Linked DNA regions of Mus musculus: all the other regions are linked to region 3. A link is a loop called in an ENCODE intact Hi-C map of the cell type or tissue named here. Cell type or tissue: heart. All regions are shown on one strand. Region 1 overlaps Cog2 (component of oligomeric golgi complex 2). Region 2 overlaps Capn9 (calpain 9). Region 3 overlaps Ttc13 (tetratricopeptide repeat domain 13).

Region 1 (2,500 bases), 150 kb before region 3:
TGTGTAGCCTAGGCTGGTCACAGACTGCCACAAAGTTGCCTCTTACCCCTGTCTCTGGAGTGCTGGGTTATAGGTGTGCATTCCCATGCTCGGTGTGCCTTGATTATTCTCGAGTTGGTGTTGGGTGCTAGCTGTGAGCGCGGTAAAGGGAGGGGCAGCGAGAGGCCATCTTTGTTGGGTGCTGACAGGTTTGCAGGAAGTCCCATGGGTTAGGCTACTGTGCCAGAGCACGTGACAGCCACTCTTGGGGAACCTACTCTCTGGCGTGACACACGAGCACGTGCCAGCAGGGAGTGGCAGCAGTGATCCGCAGGAGGCTGGCCTTCATGAATGGGGAGGATGTGCCAGGGCCTAGTCAGAGCAGCGTGGAATGCTTGATTTTAATACTCTCAAAGAGTTCTTTTATTTTTTTTTTGTCTTATTCATATCTTATTTTGCTTTTAAGTGTTTGTCCTAAGAAATATAGAAAGCACAGACTCTGGGAATCTTAAGAAACAGGAAAATGAACGAACTGTGTTTGCTTTGTGAATGTACTGTAGTTATTAAGGCGACTTAGGAACTCGAAGATTATTTCCCTGTGTATAATTTGGATTTTCCCCAAGAGTTATTGGATTAAGTGAGATGCTGTTTATTAGACTGTGGCACCAGCATGCTCAGGTGACGGTCACTACACTTGCTGTGGCGGCCAGGACTTAGCACTTGTCCTCAGCTCACCCCAAATCCTCCAAAGATACTCATCTGTAAGGAGGCCTGTGTGTGACTTCCTTCTTCTCATGGTCTTCATGGGTAGCCACACTCTGCCAGCAGTGGCCTCGGGCACTTAGACTGTTACACTGGGTTAGGACTGAGGACTTAGAGCTGTCATGATTTTGCCTCCAGGTTGGCATGGACAGAGCCCTCAACCAACTTTCTGTGCCTTTGGGACAGTTACGAGAAGAGGTTCTGGTAAGTTCCCCAGCTGTTACTAAGTGGTCTCTTATAAAGCATGATGCTCCTGTCTGCTTAGGGATCCGGGGTTCTAGTCTGTCTGTTGGTTTTAGTGGTCAGTAGTTATAGTTTTCATCTCAGACATTGCAGATAACTGATTCTCTGTTTAGCATGTGATACTGCCGTCGGCAACATGACTGAGGGCAGAGTCTTCAAGTCCATGGCTTTAAAGTGGCTGGAGGAGGAAAGGCTGAAGCCTCAGCCTATTAGTGACCAGCCACCTGGCTGGGACTGGCTTATATCCTAAGTATTTGTTATTTTATAAGTATTTTCCCAGGTGATAAATGGTGTGTGGTTAGAGTCCTAGCCCACAAAGTTCTTTAAACCCCAAACAACTGAAGGAAAACACCAATTTAACAGAATAACCTACGCACAAGAATTTAAATGTTTCTCTGATGTACTGTGCGGGGGCACAAGAAAACCACCAAGGGGTGGACTTCTAGGTGAGCGTTACAGTGTAGGTTGGTGTCACCCCGTCCTTTACAGGTTCATCCCACAGTCTCAGGTCCCCTGACTGCCAGGCCCTTTGGTACTGTGAGGTTTTCACATGCTTGGTGTCCTGTTCCAAGGAGACCTGTGTATGTCGTGAAAAGCTTTAGACCATGTCTGAACATGTGATGTGCGTCCGGTGTTGGGGAAATAGTGCCCATGTCAGGCGTCGCCAAGCAGGGAGAAAGGAAGGAGGCCTGCAGGGCCACCTGAGCTTGGCTTTGAGCTCACGAGGAGCTCTGGCTGCTGAGGTACTGCGTGGCTTTTCTGAAGCTCTTCTAAGTTACTCTCCACAGAGTCAAAGTGAGCGACACTGTGGTCCACTGCTGGGTTCCACATCCCTGTGACTCCCTGGAGCTTCCATGGCCCCATCTCTGCTTTCTGTGGACTCTGCCAGCAGCCAGCTCTCATGCCGGCTGGTTCTCTGTTCTTCCTTCCCTCGGCCATTCCCTTTGTCCCACTGTCCACCTTGCCATAGCATCCTAGACACATCAGCCAGACTCTGCTGGTTTGATCCTCAGCCCTGAAGCTGGCCTTTGAGATCCTGAGATGGGGAATTGTTTGCCTGGTTAGTAGCCAGTATTACAGTACTTTGTAACATTTAGAGAATTTACTTTTCTATAGAATGTTTGTGATTTCCCCACGTACCCTAGTTTTCATCGCCTTCATTCATGACTATCTCTCAGTTGGCCTAACTTAGTAGCTCCTGGATACGCTGGCGTTTCTGGTCTTCTGGCCTCTTGTTCTGAGCTTCCCCATTCTTACTGTGCTTTTCCCCTATTGCTCGAGTAGATTCTAGTCTGCAGAAGCCAACACCCGCCCCCTGCCCCCCAAGTTTTCCTTCTCTTCAAAGGGAAGCCTGCAGATGTCAGACTGTGCCTCTCCCACCAGGAGTGGGCTGTGCCCATTCTCTGACCTACTAAGAATCTCCCCCGTGTGTGTGTGCAGATTTGCAAGGTCTCCCCCATATCTCACCCTCTTTAATCCCAGATGCTCCCGAACACAGGCTTTGATTGTCCTTCCT
Region 2 (2,500 bases), 61 kb before region 3:
GATGTCTGCTCACCATGGGGTCATCCAAGGCAAGTCCTGAGTCTCCTGTGTCTCCTCAGGCTTTCAGCTGGGTGGCCATCTCCTGCAGCTGATTGTCCTCAGGTATGCAGATGAGGACCTCCAGCTGGATTTCGATGACTACCTCAACTGCCTGGTGCGGCTGGAGAATGCAAGCCGTGAGTACGCATGGGACCCCTGAGTGTACAGGCGAGCTGAGAGTGTGCAGGGGAGCCCTGAGTGTGCATGTGAGTCCTGAGTGTACAAGGGAGCCCTGAGTGTACAGGGAGCCAAGAGAGTCCTTGGACCCTTGGGAGCACAGAGTGCCCAGCTCAGGGTCTCCAGTCACCATCTATGAATACATAAGAAACAACCTGGGGGGAAAAAGGCAGATCTAGGACATGGAGGGCCACCGTGGATGTCTGTGCAGACACTATGCCCTGTGGTCAGCTGAGAGACAGAATAAGGTCCTGTGGTTACACACCTACAGGCTGTGAAGGGCTGTGAGTGGACAGGTTTCACACCTCCTACTGAGGAAAAGTCAAGTCCCCTCACAAAACCCAAAATGAGAAGTCTCTGCCCCTCGCTTGTTCTCCCCTGAAAGCCCCAGACACAGACCCAGTCGTTTAAGCAGGGTCTGCTGTACAGGAAAGATGGAAGGCTTGTGTGCAGGTGCTCTACACAGGAGATTCATGGACACACTCTCTCCCAAAATAGCCCCCAAGGGTGGCCAAATGCATCCAGGGCAGCTCAGCCATCCATTGTCCCTTCAGCTGCAAACGAACATGTCCCAGTATCTTGTGGTTTTATAATGCACATGCATTTTACACACCTGCACAGCCATGGGATGCCCAGTACACACCTAGAAATTTTACACACCTGCACAGCCATGGAATGCCCAGTTCATAGTGAAGTGTCCCCAGTGGGATGACAGGATGTTGTCACTATTGCTTGGGGCACTTAGCATCCAAGCAGGTCCATGCTACATTCATATTCTCTCTTTCTCTCTCTCTCTCTCTCTCTCTCTCTCTCTCTCTCTCGCTCTCGCTCTCGCTCTCGCTCTCGCTCTCGCTCTCGCTCTGGGAAAGCCCCTCCTCCACCTTGCTAATCAAGGTTTGGCTGTATCTCTTCTGGAGGTAGGAATCTGAGGTTCAAATTAGACAGTCCCTTCTCAGATCACCCTGGCTAGGAATTGAATCCTTTCGATCGTCTCCACCCCACCATGCAGGGAATCTGATCTCCACTAGAGGGAGCAGCTACCCACAGATTTCCCAGTGGTCCAGGAGCCCTTAAACCTGCCCAGGGGTCTGGCTCTACTGTGACGCTGCCTCCCTCCCAACAGGGGTGTTCCAATCTCTCAGTGTGAAGAACAAGGACTTCATCCATCTCAACATAAACGAGGTATGGCCAAGCAGACCCCGGCCAGGGCGCAGCAGAGTATGAACACGCTAAGTGGATCCCCCAGGCAGGACGAGCGAGCACTCGCCGTGGGCAATTACTCAGTGCAGAGGCCGGTGTTTGTCCTTTTGGCAGTCAGCATAATTAGCGCTATAATCCTGTGAGCTGTGGGTGTCTTCATTGCCCTAGTGTCTGCTCATGTGAGCCCCAAGAAAGAGGGTGTGGAGTAAACAACGTTCCACATAAACACGAGCAAGCCTGGTGAGAGGAAGGGAGAAATGAGAAGCTTCCAGCTGCTTCCGCAGCCTGGCAGCTCGCTTGCTCACAAGGAGCCTGAGCTACCACCCTGCCTCCCTTCCCTTCAGCTCCACTATGGTAGAGGGCCATCTTTCTCTGGAAAGGTGGGTCACCAAACTCACACTACCCTGCCCAAGATGTCTCTGTGAGGCTTCCCCTTCAACAGGAACAAAACACATCTTATCCCTTTGTCCTATCCGCCCTCTACTGAAAGTGCACTTAGCCTTTTTCAAGGTTTATCTGACTGGGGAGATGGGCACAAGCAGAAGGGCCCACGTTTGAACCCTACGACCCGTGTAAAAAGCCAAGTCTGGCGGCATGTATCTGCAATTCCAGCGCTGTGTGGGGGCTGAGGCAGGTGGATCTCTGAAGCTCACTGGCCAGCCAGTGTGGTCATGGACAATTAGTACCTACAGGTTCAGTGAGAGACTTTTTCTCGAAATAGAAGATGGGGAGAGAAATGCCTGGTCTGCACCCACATACACGTATGCATGCATACATAAAATAATTATACATGCGACACACCCAGCAATCTGTTTTAATTTAAATTTTAAATAAATGGTTTCATGTTGAGTCAGAAGGCCAAATTTGTGCAAGATGACCGACCAGCAAGAGTTCTTGCGACATAATACAAACAGAAGCCACTCCTCAGTTGCTAGGCTGGATTTCTAAAGCCTCATCTCTCTTTACTTCCAGTTCATCAGCCTGACCATGAACATCTGAGGTTGCTCTGACCCGATGCCGTCTGCCCCTCTGATACTCAGCTTCTGGATCATGAACCTCGAAACTTTTTTTTAGAGGGCTGCCC
Region 3 (2,500 bases):
CACAAACCTACAGAGCAGCAGGGGCCCCAGCAGAAAGCTGCAGGTGCCCTACAGCCAAGATCTAGCTCAGTGCAGCAGCTGCTCTGGGGTTGGTTCTCCTCCCAGCGCAGCAGGCAGCAGCCTTGCCAGCCAGGAGCAGCAATGCCAGCTCCTGCAACCTGAAAAAGCATGTGTCCCTGAAAAAGCACTGTGCCCTGCAAGTGCTCCCCAGAGCCGCAGGCCCGAGGGGTGCTCAGTGGTTCCTCTCCAGGTGTGTTTTAGGTTCACAGACTCTAACCTCGCAGACCACAGGTTGTGAGGGGACCTCCTCAAAGCCGGCCAGGGTGTCTCCTAGGAACACAGCTTCAGATGCCAGCTCTGAGTTAAAACCTGCGATGCTCTGCCTTTATTCTAGAATAGTGCCCTCCGACTCTGGCTGGGATGGATGGAGCTGGAATAGGGCAGGCAGTGACAGACAAAGGACTCTGGGCTCTGGCGGGAGGGCTTCTCCTGCAGCAGGCCACAGGAGCGATGGCTGGAGGCCCACGGCAGGGTGCAGCTGGGCAGGACTGACTACCAGGGCTTTCAGCTGAATTGAGGGAGAAGCGCCTTTCTTCAGGGACTGGCTCTCAGAAAACAAGTGCAGGTGCTTTCCCGTATGCCCACTGAATCCTTGCCACAAACAGACCAGGTATGAATGCACAGTCCCAGGAAAAGGAACAAACCTGGCCATACTGCTGGGCCAGGAAGTGGCAGAGTGGAGGGCTGAGGGAGGGCCTCTGACTCTGGTCCATGCTCCTGGCTAACGATCTATCTGCTGGGGCCTGAGTGCTTTTCTAAGTCTCCAGTGGCACGCCATGTTTTTCAGAGGAAGAAGAAAGCTACAAGTTTCCCATATGCACATCCATAATCCGGCTGAAGCCAGTCTGAAGCTGGAAACGCTCCCATCCAAAGGACAAGCTCCTACAGACGACACAGCAGGGCAGTGCTGCCACCCTCTGGCTAGGTGTTGTGAATGCACCTTGGCACGCTGCTTTCCTTTCCACGATCTGTGTAAGCAGATTTCGTCTCCCACCTGAAGTCTTACTAGATTTTAGTGACTGAAATCCACAGAGGCTGACCCAGCGCAGTGCCGGTCTCCTGTCCGCAGTGTGTCCTGCCGCCTGTCATGGAGGAGCTGCCGGGATACTGAAGGTCAGCACCACACAAGTGATGTTAAAAGCCACCTGAGAGTCTTCTTCCAACAAATCTGCCATTACCGTGTCATGCAAGACTTATGGGTATTTTTGTCTCCTTCTGTGATCTTTCCTTTAGTTCTGACTTTCTATGTCAAAGCCGCACCTCAGTTCCATTCTCAGAGCGCATTTCAGATGGAAACGGACGTCACGACTTATGCTGTTGCTGCTGCAGTGCTGGGAATCAGACACGGGCCTACTAGGTACCAGGAGAGGGTACTCCCGTGACTCCCAGTGAGGCACCTCTGGGAGCAAATGGAGATGAAGGTGCTCAGAGCAACTTCCCACCATCAAGGCCACAGCTCTGTCTCAGCTCACAGTTAACTCTGAGCAACCCCTGCTACGGCACAGACTTCCACTGCAGATGTGGCCACACAACAAGGGCTCCCCCGCCCCTGCCTCAGGTACCTCCTCTTCTGCAGCTGCTGGCCTCCACACGCCTATCCTACGGGACAACAAACAACGCCCACAGGAATCTGGGGGAGACGGGGTTCTCCAACTCTCCTTTTAGGAATCCATCTAACTACAGCTGCGTGGCTTTTGGGCCGCTGGGGAGTACTGGACTGTGGCCACAGGTCCAGCGTGAGTATATTTATTTTCAAGTCCTTTGTTTCCTGAATTGACTGCGTCTCGAAAGTCGGTTCTGGTTGAGTCTGGTTCCAGCGCTGTACTTGATCTGGGTTACTGCTTACAGTGTGTTAATGTGGGGTCTCAGATGCTATACTTTGTAAGTTCTGAGACAGCGCAACAGTCACATATGTGCTTTGGTTTTCTTTTATACAATTCCTCCTGAGATATATTTTCAATTTAAGTGTATGTGTGTTTTGTCTGCATGTATGTCTGTGCACCCTACATGCCCGGTGCCTGCAGAGGTCAGAAGTCAGATGCCCTGGCACTGGACTTACAGACAGTTTTGAGACACCACAGGAGGTCACCACGTGAGTGTTGGGAATCGAGCCCGGGTCCTTGGGATGATAAAGGCAGGGCTCTTCAGTACCAAGTCACTGCTCCAGCCCCACCTGAGATGCTAATAGCAAACTTACCTTCATAATTGGAAGGAGGTCTTCCACTTTGTGTACCTTTTCCAGAGCTTCTCTGACTTCCAATAAGCCCTTTGGATTATTTGCTCTTGAAGAGAGGGGGAAGGGCAGAGGGAGGTTAATGCAGAATACGATACGCAGATCCATTCACGTCTTAAATAACTGCTCCTAAGGACAAGCAGCTCAATGCTGCAGGCCCATATATCCCAGGGCATCTCACTGACAGGGTCATCCACCCAAATCAAT

What was found. Peaks named below come from ENCODE experiments on the same cell type or tissue, not always from the same donor. Only the 100,000 strongest peaks of a DNase experiment are listed, where the experiment ranks them.
Region 1: it touches region 3 in a loop (2.7-fold over the local background); 2 of 42 quality-filtered maps call a loop at or near these places.
Region 2: it touches region 3 in a loop (8-fold over the local background); 27 of 42 quality-filtered maps call a loop at or near these places.

The regions. Positions count from the first base shown.
Region 1 is chr8:124,526,221-124,528,720 of GRCm38, forward strand. Cog2 (component of oligomeric golgi complex 2) reads left to right here. Exons shown (of 18, transcript NM_029746.3): 3 at 880-945. Among named protein-coding and RNA genes, the nearest start is that of Cog2, 6.7 kb to the left of the region's middle. In heart, no CTCF peak of the experiment used is centred here; no DNase peak of the experiment used is centred here.
Region 2 is chr8:124,616,094-124,618,593 of GRCm38, forward strand. It overlaps Capn9 (calpain 9), which reads left to right. Exons shown (of 20, transcript NM_023709.4): 18 at 60-176; 19 at 1,340-1,398; 20 at 2,389-2,500. The coding sequence ends at 2,415. Among named protein-coding and RNA genes, the nearest start is that of Capn9, 41 kb to the left of the region's middle. In heart, a CTCF peak has its summit at 1,245 (motif pointing right); a DNase peak (open chromatin) is centred at 1,388; H3K4me3 peaks cover 948 bases; H3K27ac peaks cover 514 bases; H3K27me3 peaks cover 1,002 bases.
Region 3 is chr8:124,676,745-124,679,244 of GRCm38, forward strand. Ttc13 (tetratricopeptide repeat domain 13) reads right to left here. Exons shown (of 23, transcript NM_001373939.1): 17 at 2,258-2,342. Among named protein-coding and RNA genes, the nearest start is that of Gm46058, 11 kb to the right of the region's middle. In heart, a CTCF peak has its summit at 985 (motif pointing left); a DNase peak (open chromatin) is centred at 977; H3K27ac peaks cover 682 bases.